Linked DNA regions of Homo sapiens: region 2 is linked to region 1. A link is an interaction called in ENCODE POLR2A ChIA-PET data of the cell type or tissue named here. Cell type or tissue: MCF 10A. All regions are shown on one strand. Links, peaks and the distances in the headings refer to the core of each region. The heading gives the core; the rest is flanking DNA. Region 1 has its middle 28 kb from the start of AREG. Region 2 has its middle 36 kb from the start of AREG.

Region 1 (10,495 bases), core at 3,182-8,181:
TTATGAGTTACTTCGGCAGAGAAACTGGGTCTTTTAACTTTGCATGATGTTTCCTTGCCCAGCTCCCCAACCTTAACTCATACAGCTTTCTCCATCCTTCACCAAGAGCTAGCCAAACTGATCTTTCTGTTTCTTAAGCATACCAAGTTTGATCTCTCCTTTGGCCCTTTTGTACAAAGACACCTTCTCATCATTCAAATTTCAACTCAGCTGTCACCTTCTCAGGTGACCTTGACCACTCTTATCTAAATGTGTCACTCCCTAGTCACTATCACATTACTCTGTTTTATTGCTGTTCTATTTTCTTCATAGTGTTTTTCTGACATTATCTCTTATTTTTTATTTTATACTACTCATTTACTTTTTGATATCCTGACATCATCTCATCATTTTGGGAGGAGAGGTGGCTATCTTCATTTTTTTTTTCTCTTACTTACCTCGGTTTTATTCCTTCTACAATCGTCTGTAAACTTCTTAAGAGTAGGGGCTTTATCTACCTTCTTCACCATTATACCTATAGTACTTAGGAGATTTTCAGTGGTCAATGAAAAGTTGTTGATTGAAATGTTGGTTGTTTCAGTATCTTGTACAGTGCTCAATGGATACCTATTAAGTGCATAAATGCACAAATAAATTAAAGACTTAGAAGATGGGCTGATGCTTCAGGATAAATTCCTTACTCTACTAAATTGTTGGTTGGCCCTTTTCTTCATAAAGTGTGTCAGGATTATATTAATTTAATAATGCTATATATATTTATATACTACATTATAATTTACCAAGCACTTTCACATATATTATCTAATTAAATATTGTCAACAAGATATTCATATGTATAGGCAGCTATTAAGAATTCAAATACTGCTAATAAAGGTCACATAGATACTATAAAGAAATGAAGTATACCAAGTGGGACTCTGAAGTAGAGAAAGCAAGAACTAACTAAAGGGGACTCAGGCTAACAACTACCATAATTTAATGAGGACCCACATTCCCAAATTGTTCTATTTAAAACAAATAATTAACCAAAGTTTCATGTTTTCATGTAATTTTTTTTAAAAGTTTAAATTTTGGCAAGTAATCCTATAATCAGCTCTCCACAGAAAGCAGGTTTGTAGACCAAATTCAGCTAGTGGACCATGATTTTGCCACTTCTGGTATAAACTAACAATCTGATTCTTTGCTATCTCTTAGCCAAGAGCCCTCAAACTTGATGATTTCTTTTTTTATCTTTTATCTCCCTCTTTCTTTCACATTTCTATTGCTTCTCCCTAGTGCACACTTTTAAAATTTTACATCTATATGATTTCGATATTGCACTGATTGAACCGCTGCCTCCAGAAAGCGCCACTCAATAGGTTCTAAGTGCGTATTGATAGATTTAACCCCGTAACATCCTGTCATTCCTCTTCTCTGAATACTCCAATTATTTACCCTCAAATGCTCGGGCTCCTCTGTTTACCAGCTGTGAAACCCATGGGCAAGTTATTTAACATAATTTATTATTCTGTCAAAAAGAGGCTGATTAACAGTACCTAACTTACAGCTTGTCATGAAGATTAGAGGAGTTAGTTAACGCATATAAAGGGATAGTCACAGTCCCTAGCATGAAATAGGAAACCACCAAATGGTAGCTCTTCTTATTTTCTTATTAAAACAATGGTTATAATATTAAGCAAAAATGCCTTAGCTAAGATCTTGAATTCTGGTCCAGCACTATCTTTCTATCCTAGTTATCCCTACTCTTGACATTTCCATCTTTACTTTTCCAAATTTGAATCGCAAGATTCAAATTTCCTCACCTAGACTGTTATTTTTTCTAATTGAGAATTTGATGAGAACAGTGTTACTGACGATGTTGATTTGCTCACTTCTCCATTTTCTCTCTTTCTTCTGAAATTCTTTAATTCTCTATATTACTTTCTTTTTTTTTTTTTTTTTTTTTTTTTTTTCTGAGATGGAGTTTTGCTCTTATGCCCAGGCTGAAGTGAAGTGGCGTGATCTCGGCTCACAGCAAGCTCCACCCTCCAGGTTCAAGCGATTCTCCTGCCTCAGCCTTCCAAGTAGCTGGGATTACAGGTGCCCAACACCATGCCCAGCTAATTTTTGTACTTAATAGCAGAGACAGGGTTTCACATATTGGCCAGGCTGGTCTCGAACTCCTGACCTCAGGTGATCCACCTGCCTCAGCCTCCCAAAGTGCTGGGATTACAGAGGTGAGCCACTGTGCCCAGCCTACTTTCGTGATACATATACTGGCTGTGATATCCGTTCTAATATTGTACTTTTTTTTTTTAAGAGAGTCTCGCTCTCTGTACTTCAACTCTTGTTTTTGTTTAATTGTAATTAGACTGCTGAAATGTGGGATACCTTTGAGTCCAAGTAGAATATACAGCATTTATCTTTTGCTTCTTATGTTTATTTCCTGTATTAGCAAACTACTTACACTGACAATGATAACCTGTAAGGAAACCATTGGATAGCACAAACCACAGTTCTTTCCTTTCAATATCTCCTTATTAATTAGTAAGCAGAAGGTAGAGAGTTAGTAGAATGTGTGCATATCAAGAAGTAAAATAAAAACACGTGAGTTAGTTTAGTCATGTCCAGTGTTTCTACTATTCTGGGAAGAAAGAAATGCATATGCATATATGAACTACAAAGTAAGAATCGTGCAATATTATTGATTCTGTATACAAGCTAAATGATGTTACATTTGCATTTAAAACTTATTGCACAATATAAAGATGAATGGTAAAATTCAAGCTAATATAAATTTATTAATTTTTTTACTTGGACATTTAAAAACACCATGAAAAGCCAAAGAAAAGACTGCAAAAACATATCTTTTATTTTATTTCCTTTAATGAAAATTCTTTCCTGTGCTTTGAACCAGTAGCCCCCCGATTTTCACTGTGCACTGGGCCCCATAAATTATGTAGCTACCCTGATAAGTATTAATGCTAATGTAACTTAATTTGGGACTTATTAATATTAGGATTATATATGTATTTTGTATTCTTATTCTAAGGAAATTAACTTATATGAATGTACATGGGTTTGGAGTAAGCTTTTAGAGCAGGCTTTGTTCACATGTTCTTAATTTCAGCGAAAAGGGATTTGAAATATGGCTCTTGTTTAGTTTTGTTTAGAAAATAAATAAAGCAATTTTAATTCTTCCTTTTCTCTTCTTTGCTGGCATGTTTATGTTCAAAAGATTGTCATATTGACCCCAATTTTATTGCAGCAAACCCATTACCATTTCATCAACAGAGCTCATTAAGCCATCACTACAAATTCTCAAATTAAATGATGACTGGACCACAGCCAAACCTGCTGGAGTTGTACAGCTCCCAGTCCAGAGTGACATTTGCTGTACAAGCATATATAAATGCACCCAAATAGAGAAATCATAGCTCACAGAGCCTCTGACCTCTTTTTCTTTTTTCCTCTCTAATATTCTTTTTGCAGTCTCATGAACTTTATCAGGTTTAAAGACGGCATGCCTCTGACCTACCAGTGCCAGGCCCTGCTTATTGTACTCATGCACAGGAGCACAGCCTCCTTGATGCCTTGTATACAATGACTGCAAGATTGTGAACTTGGTGCACTCTCCCAAAGCCACACCTTCTCCTGGCAAAGCCAAGAACCCAGGGCCATAAGCAAAGACTTGAGCTGAGGCAGGTTAGATGAGGGCATGTTGCCCTGTTTTAACAACCTGTCAACAACTTAAGGGGAATTACAGAACATTTTAGTTGGCAAGGTAAAGAGATCAACCTAAGCTGCCAAGTTGCCCAGATTTAAAGGAGCCTTAATTACATATATAAAACCATAAAGATCACAGGATTTTTCTCTCTCCCCATCTTCTCACCCACACTTTCTATACCCACCCTCCTGCTTTAGGAATGCATTTCCTCCTGTGGCAGCTCATCGATTTCATGTTATTGATATAATTAATGGTTAACTATGATACTAATAGGCTTGGATGTATGCACAAGGCTCCAGTTGGAGTGTGACTGCAGAAAAACTTTTTTGGTTCCTTTCATGATTCATTGCCTGACAGTGTGGGAACACTACATCTGGGCTGGTCAGTACCTCAATGACAGCATTTCCTGGAGGGAAGGGGAGGGATAAAGGTGCCAAGAATATTTCTGGGTCTCTTATTAAAATAGAAATCGTGGTAAGACACCTTAGAAGATTGCTGGATAGATGGGCTGAGGTTAATTCCTCACATCGATCCAGTACTACTGTTATAGACTAGACTTGTCTTGGAAAACCGTCTTTTAAAAGAGGAACTTGTAGGCATGCTTGAGTACTGAGTAAGGAGCAGTGTTTTGATTCTGGGAGCCAGATCATCCTAAACACATGGAGGTAGCTGAGGATGGGAACTTGGCCTTGACTCACAAACTTAATGTGCTTAAAAACTCCCTACTATGTAGAAGTTGCTGAGCAGTGGTAGTGAGGGGAATAGACAGGGGATCTCATCTATAGGAAAAGAAAGGGTGCATCTCAGAAGTAATATTGGAAGCTACTCCCAGGATTATGTGTCCACTTCATGTTTCCAGGGAATAATGAGTATGCAGGAATGGGTGGTCATTTAGGAAATAAAAGAGAATAATGACATTGGATATTTAAAGAGCAAAATTATATGACCAGTGATTTGTTCCAGTAATATTAATCAGGCAATTCTATGAAACATTAATGGGAGAGGAAAGTAATGAACTGTTGAAATGCAGGAAATTCATGAAAGAAAGGCTTTGCAACTGTTTAAACAAGTGCTAATTAGAGCTAAGTAATAGCAGAGAATGAAAAATAGAAAACCAACCAATGTAAGAAGTTTTATTCAGGTAGATTCAGTACTATTAGATATTCAGTAAAGAAAGGAGAAGAGAGAGGGAGATGTTTTAAGCAATAAATGTAAATTAGAAGCACAGCAGGTTGAGGAATAAAGGTAATGAGTTCTGTTAGGGAAATGTTGGTTGAGATGCCATCCTAACACTAAGATGTATGGACAGATTGTCACAGAAGAAAATTAGAGTGATGTGGTGACCTCCAAGAGGAGAAAACAGCCCAAGCCTGAGGTAAGCGGGGTAACCTGGAAAGGAGAGGCCATCTCTGAAGAAAAAATATGTGGAGAAATGAAGAGGTCCTGGAGAAAAAGCTCAAGCACTCTCAAAGATAGCATCTTTTCTGAAAAAAAATTTAAACAAACAGACAAAATGTTCTGTAATTCCCCTTAAGTTGTTGACAGGTTGTTAAAACAGGGCAACATGCCCTCATCTAACCTGCCTCAGCTCAAGTCTTTGCTTATGGCCCTGGGTTCTTGGCTTGCTGAGAGCAATAAATGTCCCAAAGTTTCTCAGTCCTACCCATCATTTCCTAACAGAGACATGGACAGGGATATAGAGACTAGACCTGAATCTAGAGGCCAAGTTTCTCCCAGACCCTGCTTCCTGCAGTCAATATTCATCTCGTCCAACCCCCTTGGAGCAACTTCATTTCAGCTGATTCTCTTTTCCCTGACTGAATTCCAGCATGGCTTAGTCAGCACGGCTCTGATTATGAAAGATCTGACATGCCTATGAATAGAACAACTTGATCTGAGAGTAAAGAAATGTACCCGTGCTCAGAAAGGAAGTTATCCGCACTTCACAAAGGACCTAGTCCCTTGAAAGGAAGTGCTCAACCTAAGTCTAGCAAGTAGAGTGCCCTAAGAAGATATATTCAAAATATTAGCTAAATGGGGTCCTATGCTGGAAGAAGAGTCAAAAGTAGTGCCTGGAAAAGAATGCTTAATTCCTTGAATTCCTTAAAGTAAGGAATATGACATTTTGTGACATGATATTATGTTGCATATGACAAATTTGTGTGCTGGGATTCTATCAATGGTGATAACTCGTAGGATGACATACCTGCAGACAGGAATATTCTGGGCAACAGAAAGTGGGGATAAGACCTCTAAGCTATCCCAACAGCAAGGCCTTTTGAAGAAAAATAAACCAGCCATCCATCAATTGCTCAGAAGATGCTAAACCAATATTGCCAGAAGCAAACAATGATGAAGATATAGTGGGGGAGCCGAGGAGGGCCATTTCAACACATGAACCCAAAGGCCAATGCCAGTGGATAAATACAAGGGCTACACCTCTAAAAAACTACCTAGAACATAGTCACAGAAACAATACTCTGTGTCAGCTGAATCGCCAGTGAGTTTTTTGCTAAAAAGGCTATTTTGCACTCTATATGGTCTTGGAGTATATTCTTTTGAGCCAAACTTCCCTCCACTATGGTGCTAGGCTGGGCATTTTGATTCCTTTCTCATGGATGGCAGTATGTAGTTGCTAAAGACACATGTTCTGGGATTAGATTGCAAGGTACAGTGCTCAGCTTTACCATTATTGTTAGCTATGGTATCTTGCTTAAATTGCTTAAGTCCTCTACAGCCTAATCTTCCTCCTCATCTGTAGACAGGGAATAATTACACCTACTCATAGTATAATAATGACTAAATAAGATAATACATATAGAGAAGTGCCTGGAATATGGTTTATCCTCCACGAATGTAACTTACTTTATTATTCTAAGCTGTGAACAAACAAGAAAGTTTTCATATCTGATTTAAATTGGCTCCTTAGCAGTCAACTCAATTCAGTTTCATCATTACTTATTGATTATTGCTTATTTATATCAATTCACTAAAGACATACTCAGTGTCACCTCATGGTGTGCTGTTTGTTAATTCTGTTTTCCAGAATTTTTCAAGTTTCAATCAATGTATTGTTCTGCCTAACCTAACATAGCAAGATATAGTAGGAGGGTATATGTTTTGTATGAGATAACACCTTTATTTGAATACTTTCAAACAATATTTTAGAAGTTTAACTTTTTTAAAATTTATGGTCTTTTCAATTCAACCCATAGCAGTTTCTTCCTGTGAGTCTCCACAGCCCATTTCTCAGACAGCTGTGTTAGCAGTGGTTCTCAAACAAAATGTGAACAGTATTCTCCTGGAGATTGTGTTCAAATGCAGATTCATTACATCTGCATTGGGGTCTCAGATCCTGTGCTCCTAACAAACTCTCAAGTGTCCCCACCACACAGTGAGCAACAAGCATTAGTTTATAGTTAATGTTTCATTAAATTTGGTTAAATTTTCTCTGAACCCATCCTTCCCTCCTAGTGATCCCTTTCCTTCCAGCTTTCCCTCTCTCACCCACCCTTCTTTTCACAACTCCCTCTACCTCATCCCTGTTCCATAATGTTTGTCAAATTTCCTATTCTCCATCCCCTTATTTTTGTCATGCTCTAGAGCTTGGTAGCTAGTTGTCAGAAGACTTGGGTGTGCCCCAATGCCACAGGCAATCTTTGCTTTTAAATGGGAAGCTCTACCCAGAGCCTGCAGTTCTACCCTAAAGAGCTTTTGTTGTGTGTCAAAAGGTAATCTAACTGATCAGCTGGCCCTCCCAGAACAAGTTCAAACAGTACATTTCCCTGAAGTGTCTAGCTAGATCTCTGGGCTTTTCAATTAGGAAGGCCCCTCCCTTCACCTCTCTCTTATATAGGTCTTGCTTCCCAGAGGCGTGTTAATTGTCAGTGATTCCCCAGAAAGATCACAGATCCATGAACTCCCAGAGGGGAGTCATGCCTTCTGGGGCATCATCCCCAAGAAAAAAAAAAATGATTTTCTTCCACTGAAAAGAAGATAGGTTTTTAATAGGGATAATTTTGATTCATTTTTCTGTTAACCTCGTACAAGTATTCCCTACTTTAGCTTTAAAGGAGATTGAAAATGCCAATGTCAAATAGAGCTTACATGCCTCGTGGGAAGAGTTACTGTCCAGAAAGTGAAACATCTCAAAATCCATAATTTTGTCACTTTTTTCAAATAATTTTGATGGTACTTGTTACTTCTGTTCTTTCCTTTCCCAAATGAAAGTAATCACAATATGTGTCTGACGAGGATTAAAAACTTGTCACTTTGGCAGTCTATTAATGTGTATCTATGACTTAATTATATGAAGTTATTTGTGTTTCTACTTTTCTATTTCCATTTATTTTATGAGACAATGATAGAAATATAAAATTCTATTAGTGATTTTTTATTGTTTTGAAGTTATACAGAGTTTATTCTGATGAGAACCTTCTTAGAAGTCCAATTCAACACACACAGAAGCAGAGATTTCTAATTGCAATGGGAGTGGAAGACATAGAACCTAATCGAATTGCCCTCACCTCAACTCACGATATAATTCAGATGCACTTCCCAATGTCATGTTTGAAAACAACTACAGTAAAATATTTAAGTAATGGCACAAATAAAAACTGTCGTACTAACAAAGAACACAATAGTCTCCAACTGAATTCTTGGTTGATAGGAAGCTCTGCCACATAATGACTTGAAATGTGTATGTATTGGTGCATGAAGGTTCAAGTAAGGTTTATTAAAACTAGTTTAAGAATTCAGTTTCTAATGCATGAAAATAAAGGATGAAAATTAAATGCATGGAAATTCAGGAGTGTTTTTATGAAATGGAACATTAAACTCTACACTGCTTTCGTGTAACTTTACTCTCTATCAGGGCATCTGGTGTAGAGTAGGTATTCAATATATGCTAAATTGAGTGGAATAAGATTTTTTTTGGCCTTTTTTATACAGTTGATGTATCATTTATTCTTTAAGAATTGTCTTAGTAAATTATGAGATGTAATATTGTCACTTTATTTGAGGTGAGACTAGACAACAAACAAATGGAGGCTCATTTTCTCTAGTCTTTTGTAGTTCCCAGAAAGTGCCCCCTCCTCACCCCTGCAGTGGCATCTTGCATTATGTTCCACCCTGTAGTCCCACTGTGCTTCAAGGGGAGCCTAAAAGCCTTGAAGTAACAGCAGAAGGGAATAGAAAGTCATGGTGCTTCATTTTGGGTAGAAATGTGTATTATTTAGAGTAGAGCTTTCTTACTAGCTTTGGATGGGCTCAAATACATCTTTGAGGTACGTAAATGAAACTCCTTGGAGGAAAGTACCATCCAGAACAGAAGTTTTTGGGAGCCACATAGTATATATAAATGATAGGCAATGCACGGCCATATACACCTAACCATGTGCAATTGTACCTTACTGTCCGGGCACCTGACGATCCAGAAAAATGCTACAATTGCCAAAGCCATCGTTCAGTCATCGGACTGTTAAATGTGACAAGACGGCTAAAGAGTTCATGTAGTTTAAGATAGAGACTTATTTTGAAGAAAAGTTTGATTAGAAAAAAATTTAAGATATGGTAACAAACAGAATTTGAAAAACAAGAGTTTGTGGTGGACATGACCAGAGACAGGAAGCCTGTGCCAGGGGGCCCAGAACTGCTGCAGGGTTGGACCTTTAATCGAACAAACCAGACTTTCCCAGTGAAACCCCTGTGGGCTTAAGGGCCAAGCTGGGGTTCTTGGCAGAAGGACCTTTGGTTATTGCACCACTCTTTTGCACCAGGCCTATTTGTCTTGAAGGTCAAATGCCTTCAGGAGACAAGAGAAAGTTTGGGATGGTAGCTTCAGTGCCCAGCATATTGGATTGATTTCCACAGCCTAGAAAGGGTCTCTGGCTAGAATCAGCCCATGCTGATAGCACCAGCATTCAAGGGCCAACAGCCCACACATTGTCTAAAATATGGAATATTTTTAAACAAATGAGGATTTTTAAAGGAATGAGATGCAGTTTATAAGGAAAATTTTAAATGAGAAGTTTGAGCACCACTGGGCTAAGAATAGAGATTCCCAGCAGGCCACTACAGACCATAGTGGTTTAGTTATAATGAACTATCAAGGAAAAAAAAAACTTTTAGATGTGCCTGAATTACCATTGTTGCTATGCTTTCATCCTTTTGCTTGTAATAATACAAGTCCACAATCACTTATCAAAAATTTTGGAACCAAATTTTTCTGATTTTAGATAGGTAAAATTCTTACATATTCCATAAATTTCATAATATCTCTAGTTGGGACTGGGTTACAAGAAAAATCATTCATTGTTGTTTCTGCAATGAAATAAGTAAATATTTTCACTAATACAAATAAAGAAAAAATGTTGATTTGGGGGATTTTTAGATTTTCTAGTTGTCTATAGGGAATTAATGATATGTATTTTAAAGGCCCTCTAAGTAGACTTCTAAGTAACTAAATATGTTCAGATATTGATGTCATCATAAATGTTTATATATGTTTTTCATTAGATTAAAATGCATCTCTAAGAAAGTGTTCACTTCTATTGTGTTTGAAAACAGTAGACACATGCTTTAGAAAACTTTTTTTTTTAATTTATGGGTTAAAGTAGCTTACTAATGAAATATTAAATACATAATATTAAAAGAATATCTGGGGAAGAAATTTATTAATACCAGTAATTGTACATCTCAGGATGTTATGACATTCCCAGGTACAGGAAAAAATCACATTCAACACAATACTTTTGACATGACAGATATGTGGAGAGGTGTTTTCCCACA
Region 2 (10,495 bases), core at 2,729-7,728, 64 kb after region 1:
CATCACCCTGACTTCTGTATGGAGAATGAATTCGAATGTGACAATAGTGGAAGCAGAGAGACCAGTTTATTAGGGAATGTCTTAAAATGTTAAAACATAAATTTACCTTTAGCACATTCATTCTGGAGGCAACATTGCTGGAGCATGGGCAAACTGGGGTTCTACAGGTTCACGTTTCAGATCCTTTTCATATGATTTAATACATGTGTTTGCTAAGAGATTATGTAATAATTGTGTATGTTGGCTCATTCACTTTCAACAAATATTTATAAGGCATTCTCACGTGCCAGTTACTGTACTAGACACTGGGAATAAGGAAGAGAACAAAACACATGAATACATTATTCTAATTGATCGTACATTTTAGTGGGGAAAAATTAAACTAGTAAATAAATATATAAGATAAACCTATGAAGAAAAATCCAAATCCAAATGAGGGCCCTAGTGAGTAAGAGAAGATGATACAATTTGGGAATGGTTAGGGAAGATCTCTCAGATAAGGTGATTTTTGAGCAGAAATGAAGAGTAAGCCATTTAAAATCTAGGCAGTGGGAACATAAGTGCAAAGGCTCTGAAATGAGCCTTGTATTTAATTTTTTCAAGAGTCAGCGAGGCCAGGCACAGTGGCCAGTGGCTCATCCCTGTAGTCCCAGCACTTTGCAAGGCTGAGGCAGGCGGATCACTTGAGGCCAGGAGTTTGATACCAGCCCAGCCAACATGGTGAAACCCCATCTCTACTTAAAAAAAAAAAAAAAATTAGCCATGTGTGGTGGCAGGTACCTGTAATCCCAGCTACTCGGTAGGCTGAGGCAGGAGAATCACTTGAACCTGGGAGGCAGAGGTTGCAGTGAGCCAAGATGGCACCAAGGCAAGGCAAGGCAAGGCAAGGCAAGGCAGGGCAAGGCAGGGCAAGGCAGGGCAAGGCAAGGCAAGGCAAGGCAAGGCAGGGCAAGGCAGGGCAAGGCAAGGCAAGGCAAGGCAGGTCAAGGCAAGGCAAGGCAGGTCAAAGCAAGGCAAGGCAGGTCAAGGCAAGGCAAGGCAAAGGAAAGAAAAGGAGTCAGCCTGGTCAAAATTAATGTGATTCCATCATCACCATCATCATCACCATTCTTATTCTCATCATCATCACTACCCTCACCACCATTATAATCACCATTATCACCATTGCCACTGTCATCATCACCATAGTCATCAGTATCACTACCACCATCACCATCATCATCACCATGTAACTTTGGAAAAGTTTCTTAGAGGCTCCATAAGGCATATTATTGATACAGCTCCATCAGAGACAGTCATGTTAGTCAGAAAGAGTCTAAATATTTTAGTAGTTCCAGTTTTTATAGCACTTTCATCTTAAAAATTATGAAAAATGTCATTTAAGGCAAATATTTTTAGTCTTTAGCCTGAGTTAAGAATCAACTGAGACACTTAATAAAAACATCCATTCCTGTGACAAGATTTTGACTCATTTGATCTAGAGTGGAGCCCAGGAATTCACATGTGCAAGAAACACCCCAGGTGATTACTGATGCAAGTGGCCCAAGGACTATACTTTGAAAAAAATGCCATTTTAATGCCTTTAGTGAGTGAGGTCTTACAACTCTTATAGTTTGTAAGCACTTCCCCCATTGCACATCTGTGCTTCAATTCCATAATGGTGCTGTAAAATATTATTCTCCAAATGCAAAATTCACAGACAAGTCAAAAAGGACCAACCTTAATGAGAAACTATCTATAATACCTGGAAATTGATGGACAAGTGAAACCAATGATGTCAAATTCATTGCCACTTGAAGTCTGAGACCAATACTTAATAATTTTTCTTCCATGTAACTTACTTTACTAACTGGCCTCAATGACAAAAAATCTTTTTCAACTAATGTTACTTAAGGGGAAATTCTTCAAACAGATATATTTTATAAGAAGCCTTATATCTGGAATTCTTAGGGAATAGTGTTATGGTTAATTAAGATATGCTAAACATGAATTACATAAGTATTGTTTATTTTCAAGTAGTACTAGAGTATACAATATGCTTAGTTTTAAAATAATGTTTTGCAATGCTTCAGTATTCCAGGGTTGTAATAATGATTAATAACTACCCTTGTACTGGAAATTTTCAGAAGTGCCAATTAGTAGAGAATTCTGAATAATAAAATGCTGAGTAATATAAAACAAAATAACTATTTATCCCTTCAAATGTTAATATTTGCAATGCAGAAATGTGCTTTCAATAAAACTTATCTTGCCTTTATATCAAGTATCAGCTGATATTTTCATCTTAACTATTTAGTAGTAACCAAATTCTCCTCTATGCAATCTTCATGCCAAGATGATTATATCCTGTTAGTGAGTTTACAATCTTTAAAAGCAGTTAGTGGATCATCATCTTGTTTTGCCTTAGAAAAGGAAACTGACACCTAATGTAGATCAGCTGTTTGAATATTCAGGGTTTAGTTTTTTCCTCCCCAGCAATTAGCTCTTTTTATTACCTCATTTCAAAAGGGTAATAAGGTATTGGGTGATGTCTATTGTTTTTGAAACACAATAAACCTAAGATGAACATTTGTAGAAACATGGTAAGAAATATTAACAAAAAAAGCCCACTAATTTTAGATTAGACTCTGAGATTCTTGCCTCAGTAATTTGGTTAAATGATTGCCACACTGAAATTTTTTCAAGGTGCTTTTAAAAATAATTATGGCTATTATAATAAATAATTCTACTGAAGTTGAACTTAAAAGCAGACTAACATTTTTTATCCATATAAATCACTTTTATATTTGGACTAAAAACTCAAAATAACCTTCCCTCTCATTCCCACCCTACATCCCAGCATAATGTTAATTCTTCAATGGGGTGTTTACATTGACTATTACCTTGGCTTCATGCGAAGCACAGAGTTTTGCTGTTGTTTGTTATTGTTTTTTGTTTTTTTTTTTTTTTTTGAGACGGAGTCTCGCTTTGTGGCCCAGGCTGGAGTGCAATGGTACGATCTCGGCTCACTGCAACCTCCACCTCCCGGGTTCAAGCAATTCTCCTGCCTCAGCCTCCTGAGTAGCTGGGACCACAGGTGCCTGCCACCACGCCCAGCTAATTTTTCGTATTTTTAGTAGAGATGGGGTTTCACCGTGTCAGCCAGGATGATCTTGATCTCTTGACTTCATGATCTGCCCGCCTCGCCCTCCCAAAGTGCTGGGATTACAGGCATGAGCCACCGCGCCAAGCCGAAGTGCAGAGTTTTTTTTAACAGTATCACTGCCATTTTCCCATTCGGCCTGGCTGTGAAAATAAAAGATGTTTGGATCACAAAATCCAATGAAATTAAACTGTAAAATCCAAAGTAGAATTTAGTAGCTATAAGCACATTTATTTTTGGCCAAGTCTTACCTGGTCTACCCTGCAGACAAGGTGCCTGTGAATCAGGATGCAACTTGGAGTAAGGTTAGGGGGATGTATGATTTTTCACTTCTTCCCCTCCTTCCCTAGGACAGTCTTGAAATCATAAAGGCCAATGAGGCTGCTTTTCAAATCAGGTTATAGTTTCCATCAGTCTCTCTGATGATGCCCTGTTTTTCTTGCAAAGGGAGTGCAGCACTCGTTAGATCTTTGCTTAAAAGGATGATAAATGAGCTCTGACACTGGAGCACGTTGTGGGAGTACAAGAGCTTGGATTAACAGCAGGCTTTTTGAGGGTTTCCTTAGCCACTTTTTCAATTTTACCTAACCTAAGGGAAAGCCACCCTTATTCTTCTTAGAGTTGCTGATGGGTGATTATTATACATGCACACATACAGTTTTATTTTAATTGCTTTTTAAACTCATGCATGCTGAGACATCTCCCTGGCACATATCTTCATCTTAAATATTGCAGGTGTAAATCACCAGTAGAAATAAAAGACTCAGGTACAATCTCTCCTATGAAGAGATTGAATATAGATTACATGACATCCTGAGGCATTTGCATCATCTGCTAAGACTTCAGGTTTTTGTTCTAAGCATTGCTAATGCATTCCTTTGGTTGTGGTGCTTAAGTCTCTTGTGTGAGGAAGCTCAAAGTAATAGGAAGCTGTTGATTTAAAATGATAGAAAGATTGCAACAATCTAAGACAGGCTGATTCTTGATTGTCTGTTAGTCAAGAGAAAGGCATATGTCTCCTGTTTTTTTTTTTGGTTCATGCCAGTCCAGGAGCTCTGCTACGGCATGTCAGTACAGATGTGAGGCATGGATTCGTCCTGGAAGTTGAGATCTCAGTATTTCATACATTTCCTGTAGTGTAAGCTCCTTAAAAACAGGAGCTAGGAGCTTTAAAGTCCACTGTATTTAGAGGGCCTGCGTCAGACAGCCCAGAGGAGATGCTTAATAGTATTCATCGGAGCAAACAGAATTATTCGATCTTTCATTCAAGAGAAACTGACTGAACATTTATCAGATTAAAACATTTATGGAACACTTGTACAGTATATAAAGATAATATGATATAGAAATTAACCTTAAACAACTTGTAGTTTATTAGAGAAGTTATGTATGAGTTAAACTCTAGTAGATACAAGAACGTAATAGGCAACATTAGAGAGGTATCAGTTTTGCATTTTTTTAGATTAATTAAAAAATATTTCCAGGCTGGGTGCCATGGTTTATGCCCGTAATCCCAGCACTTTGGGAGGCCGAAGGGGAAGGATCGTTGAGCCCAGGAATTCAAGACCAGCCTGAGCAACACAGTGAGACACTGTCTCTAAAAAAAAAAAAAAAAATTAGCCAGACATGGTGGCTTGTGCCTATAGTCCCAGCTACTCAGGATGCTGAGGTGGGAGGATAGCTTGAGCCCAGGAGTTCAAGGCTGCAGTAAGCTATGATGGTTCCACTGCCCTCTAGCCTGGGGACAGAGCAAGACCCTGCTTCTGAAAAAATAATAAAATTAAATAATAATAAAGAATAAAATATTTCCATACTGATTATTCAATATGATGTGATGCCTTGGAAAACACTATGAAATATACTGAATATAAAATAAATGTGAAGAATTATTATAGTTATAAATATCTCTGTTGCTTCTCAAGGGACCCCATATTGGAGCCACTGCTTTAAGAGCCTTCTTCTTCCTAGATTTCTACAGATCTGTAAAGAGAGGAGGCAGACATCTATAAGGTCATCTTGGCCTTGCTGCATATTGGAATCATCTGTGGAGTTTTTAAAACTCTTCATGTTCAGGCCACATTCCACACCATTAAGTCTGAATCCTTGGGGGTGGAACCCAAGTATTTCTACTTTATAAAGTTCACTAAGTGATTCCATTGTTTGAGGCCACTGTTCCCAGCCATGTCTGCATATAAACATCATGAGGAGATTTTAAACACCAAATCTCATTCTAAGAAATTCTGATTAATTTGTCTAGAGTAGGGCCTGGGCATAGACATTTTTTAAGTCTAAATTTGATAGTAATGTGTAGCCGGGACTGATACCCACAGGGTTAAGGGATTATATAAAGTTATATTTGTGAGGAATATATGGCAAAATCAGTCACGTGTTTTTGCCACTGGCTATTGTTTGCTGGCCATCTTGGGATAACTAATATCCAATTTGAGAGACTACTTGTTTAACTAACTTTTCTGAGTTGCCGGGGGTTATGAAGATGATCAGAAAGGATTTCTATCCCTGAACCAATGACAGATTGCACCTGGGCAGGCAAGAAGACTTTCCTGGAATTCTTGGCCTCGTGAGCTGCTGTAGTCACACTTAGTCATTCCTCTTCAGTGAAAAAAGCCCAGGCATGAATAGCGTGCAAGTATGTGTGATCATTTCAAACAATGTCCCCACCTATACAAACCACCATATGGGAAGAAAATTTATTTACCTCATGTACATGTCACATAGGTAAAACAAGACATTGTGTTATTTCAATTCTGGCTTGCTCATGAATACTTCTGTTGTATAATCCATGATACCATCTGGAAATTTCTTAGAGTATGTGTTTCTCAGAACTATTGATATAAATGGATCTTTCTGATGCATTTTATTGCTGTTTATAAAAGTAAAATATTGCAAAACTGAATTTTATTCAAAAATTCAGATACCTCCCATTTAAAGACAAAATTACCAACTGGATTTTCAAGTTGGTAAAAATCTAAATAATAATATGCTGGTTTTACAACTTTGAAAGAGTTTGTGTGATTTTTGTCCAGTTAAGACAAAAATGTAGACAAATGGAGGCATGAACACAAGGTTAAAGAGAAGGTGAAATAATTATAGGAAGACTAATGATTCTAAGTGATGTCAGCAGGAATTCTGGTGCTTTTGAAAAAAAACAGTCATCTCCTCTCCAGACATTGAATTCTTCTTATTTAGATCACTTAATATAATAATTTCCTTATGCATTCAGATAATTTTGTGTTTTCATTCAAATAAATCACAGGAATGGTAGCCTAGGGCAGTTTATTTTTTTAGATTTATTTTTTCAGCTCAGCTCCACCTAGACAAAGTCTGACAAGTTATTGTGGACTCATAACTGCATAGATTTTCACTGGGAAGTGCATTGGTGTTTGATTGCTCTTTTTTGGACACAGTTCAAAGAGAAATGGAATCCAAAACAACTTTGCATTTACTGGTGCTTTTGCTTAACCTTCTTGCATATACTCTAATTGTAGCCAAAAATATCAACTCCATTAGTATCCTACCACTGACAAATTCCAAATCAAACTGAGGAAGATGAAAGATACAGATTAAATGGGTCAGCTCCATGTGGTTAGTCTTGGCTTCTCCTAAGAACAGTCCTTTTGGCAGAAGGGAAGGTAATATACACATAGAGTGAATATCCGTTAGATATGTTATTCCATGTAATTCTTATCACAATCCTTGAAGTTAGGGGAGAAAATTATACTAATTTTAAGGAGTCACAAACAAGAATTATTTATAAGTAATTCTATACTTTTAACATTTTTCATTGAGTTGATTTTTATAGATGTAAATATGTAATTTGAAAAAAATCTACATCTATATTTTAGTCTATTCGTCTGCACACTAATAATCCCACATCAATTAGATTACTTAGAAGCTGAATGCATTGAAGACATTGAAAAAAATTAAAAATCTCTGGGCATCGGATAAAAGAAAATCCATGGAATACTAGACTCTTAAATCCAAATCTAAAATATAATGTCAAACATACCTGGATAAAGAGATAAAAGAAACACATGGCATATATTCTATTATTTGAAACTTTGAAAAGCTAACTTGCCTATAGAGATCTCTTTTTTTCTTTCCTCTTCTTTTTAAATAAATCTCCCACCCCCACCCCCACCAGCACTGAGCACAAATCAGGGCCTTCCTGGTCGACAGAACTAACAATCCAAACCCTTTCATCCTCATTGGGAGCATGTCTGGGAGTCAGAGAGGGGAATAAAGGATGAAAAATCAAGCCCCTTAGTGTGGCTACGGAGCAGTGGCTCCTGGAAAGGGTGTGGGGTGAGGGAGGACGCTGTTATTATTGGTGTCTTGCTGCTCTTTTTTGGACATAGTTGAGAATCTCTAATATGACCTTAAAGTCCTGCTTAATTTGGCTCTGCTCATTTCACCAGTCTAATCTCCCACTATCTGCTCCTTACTCCTTTTTTTCTTGTTTTTGTTGTTGTTGTTGTTGTTGTTTTGTTTTTTTTGAGTCAGAGTTTTGCTCTTGTTGGCCAGGCTGGAGTGCAATGGCATGATCTCGGTTCACCACAACCTCCGCCTCCCGGGTTCAAGCGATTCTCCTGCCTCAGCCTCCCAAGTAGCTGGGATTACAGGCATGTGCCACCATGCCCAGCTAATTTTGTATTTTTAGTAGAGATGGGGTTTCTACGTTTTGGTCAGCAGGCTGGTCTCCAACTCCCAACCTCAGATGATCAGCCCGCCTCGGCCTCCCAAAGAGCTGGGATTACAGGCGTGAGCCACCACGCCCGGCCTATCTGGTCCTTAAAATCCAGACTTATCTTACAGGATTTCCTCCAGGACTTCAAATGTGACTTGTGTTCTTCCATCTCAGGGTGTTTGCTCAGATTCCCTCTTTTACCTGGAGAGAAAACACCTCTAGTCACTCCTTCCGCTTAACTAAAATCTAAAATGTACTCGAGTTTTTTTGTTTGTTTGTTTTTTAGAAGGAGTTTTGCTCGTGTCGCCCAGGTTGGGGTGCAGTGGCACGATCTCAGCTCATTGCAACCTCTGCCTCCCAGGTTCAAGCAATTCTCCTGTCTCAGCCTCGCAAGTAGCTGGTATTGCAGGCACCCACCACCACGCGCAGCTAATTTTTTTATATTTTTGGTAAAGATAGGATTTCACCATTTTGGTCAGGCTGGTCTCGAACTCCTGATCTCGTGATCCACCCACCTCTACTTCCCAAAGTGCTGGGATTACAGGTGTGAGCCACCGTGCCCGGCCTGTACTCAGGGCTTTAAGCATTCTTTTTGGGGAATATTTCCCTGATTCCTCTAGAGGTGTTTAGGTCCCTCTGATATATATATATACTACCATATCAGTCTGTGGTTTCTCTTTCGTAACATTTAATGGCTTTATGATTTGTTATCTAATAGCTGTCTTCCCTAGTGATGATGATGATTATAATTAACACCTATTTAATATCAGTAACAATTTCCTGAGGGAGGTACTATTATTATTTCCATTTACAGATGGGTAACTGAAAATTAGTATTATTTAATAACTGACACAGGGAGACAGTAAGTGATAAAGCCAGGAGTTAAATCTGGGCACTTGAAGTACAAAGTCATACCCTTGATCATTTTATGCTAGTTGAGCTGCACCTGGCTGTCTTGTTTTCCAATCTATTTCTTGAATGTCACACAATGCCAGACGCATCCAGAAACTTATATTTGTTGAATGTGGAAATAAATGATCTGAGAAAGAAAAAACAAAATAAAACAGCTCTTGAAACTGACAGCTAGACCATAGTATTCCCCACTGAATAAAAACTATACTCACAGAATACCAAGAAGGGCCAAACAGGGCCACTTCACCACCACAGTAGAACTTAAAAACAAAACCACTGCCCAATAATTGCAAGCACAGAGACAGGGATGCAACACAATCGCTAAAATAACCAAATACCCTCCTCTCCCAGCAAACATGAGTGGCTGTTGTTTCTTTACTGATGACACCTGAGCTCCTAATCCTTCCTAATGCCTCTTAAATAAAAATTTTTTAAATACCTAATTATTGAACTTCCCATGCCTTCTGACAGTACTCAATCCAGAACAAAGCCTTACTTCCTTAATCTCCTGCAAAATCATCCAGCACAGAACCGAACTCTATGATGCGCCCTTTCCTACTCCATCTTACCAAAAATGCCCTGTGGTTATTTCTTGTTACCACAGCAGCACTGTTGATACACATGGATTTTTTTTGACTACATGTGTGTTTCTGGACTTTCAATGGTGAACATTGACAGAGCAAATGTGTGCTTATTTAACAAAGTTGTGGTTAAGTAAATTTAACTTCAGAAAATTAAGTGAATTAATCTTCTGCCCATTAAAGTGTTAATATTCTTATTAGTAGTTTATGCAGATCAATTTTACAACATGCTATACACAGTAAGTCCTCAATGTGGTTGATGAGTTATTGAAAACTGTGACTTTAGGCAAAATGATTTATAATGAAAACAATATTACCATTGGCTAATTGATAGAAACAAGAGTTAAGTTCCTATGGCATATTTCTGGTCATAAAAACATCACCATACTTCTAAGTAAGAAACAAAGCACTTCTAATATTAAATATTGAAATAAATGTGAGCTATACACATGTTTAAAATAAAGATTAATAAAAGCAAGTAAGATAATTATTTACTAAATTTGTGGTGAATCAGTGAGTGACAGAGGCCGTAGTGGTGGAGAGTTAAATTAAGCAATACTTATTTGCAAAGAGAAAATTGTCCGGAGCATCTCCTACCACCACATGGTTCAAAAACAATCACCAATGCGGCCGGCCCTCTGAGTGCTTCTACTTCCTTACTGCAATGTTTATTGCTGAGTATTTGTATGATCGCCGCCTACTTTACAAATTTTTATTTGACAATACGTTGTGTTCATTCATTTCCCAACCCACTTATTCCAGTTCAGGGTAGCAGGTGGCTGGAGCCTCTCTCAGCAGCTCAGGGGCAAGGCAGGATCCCGCCTTGGTCATTCCATGCAGGGCACACATACACACACACACACATATACACACACTCAGACTGGGACAATGTAGGCACCCAATTCACCTACCATGCTCTAGTTTGGGAGCTAGAAGGAACCTGGAGTATCCAGAGAATACCCACAGAGTCCTGGGGAGAACATGCACACTCCACACAGACAGTGGCCTCTGCCAGGAATTATTTTTTTCATCAATTTTATAACAAAATGATGATGCTATTAGAGGACCTGCGGTACTGAATTACCCTACTCCTGACCCGTTGAATGATATATTAATGAATTTAGTTTACCATGTGAACATTTGCCCCTTTTAACC

The links. ChIA-PET counts read pairs that join two places held together with the same protein. Peaks named below come from ENCODE experiments on the same cell type or tissue, not always from the same donor. Only the 100,000 strongest peaks of a DNase experiment are listed, where the experiment ranks them.
Region 2: POLR2A ChIA-PET joins it to region 1 with 10 read pairs; 3 of 35 experiments call an interaction of 5 or more read pairs at or near these places.

What each region holds. Positions count from the first base shown.
Region 1 is chr4:74,468,384-74,478,878 of GRCh38, reverse strand. No RefSeq gene overlaps it. Among named protein-coding and RNA genes, the nearest start is that of AREG, 28 kb to the right of the region's middle. In MCF 10A, for the core only: no CTCF peak of the experiment used is centred there; a DNase peak (open chromatin) is centred at 5,548.
Region 2 is chr4:74,404,091-74,414,585 of GRCh38, reverse strand. No RefSeq gene overlaps it. Among named protein-coding and RNA genes, the nearest start is that of AREG, 36 kb to the left of the region's middle. RefSeq lists enhancers at 386-911, 912-1,438. In MCF 10A, for the core only: no CTCF peak of the experiment used is centred there; DNase peaks (open chromatin) are centred at 4,125 and 5,735.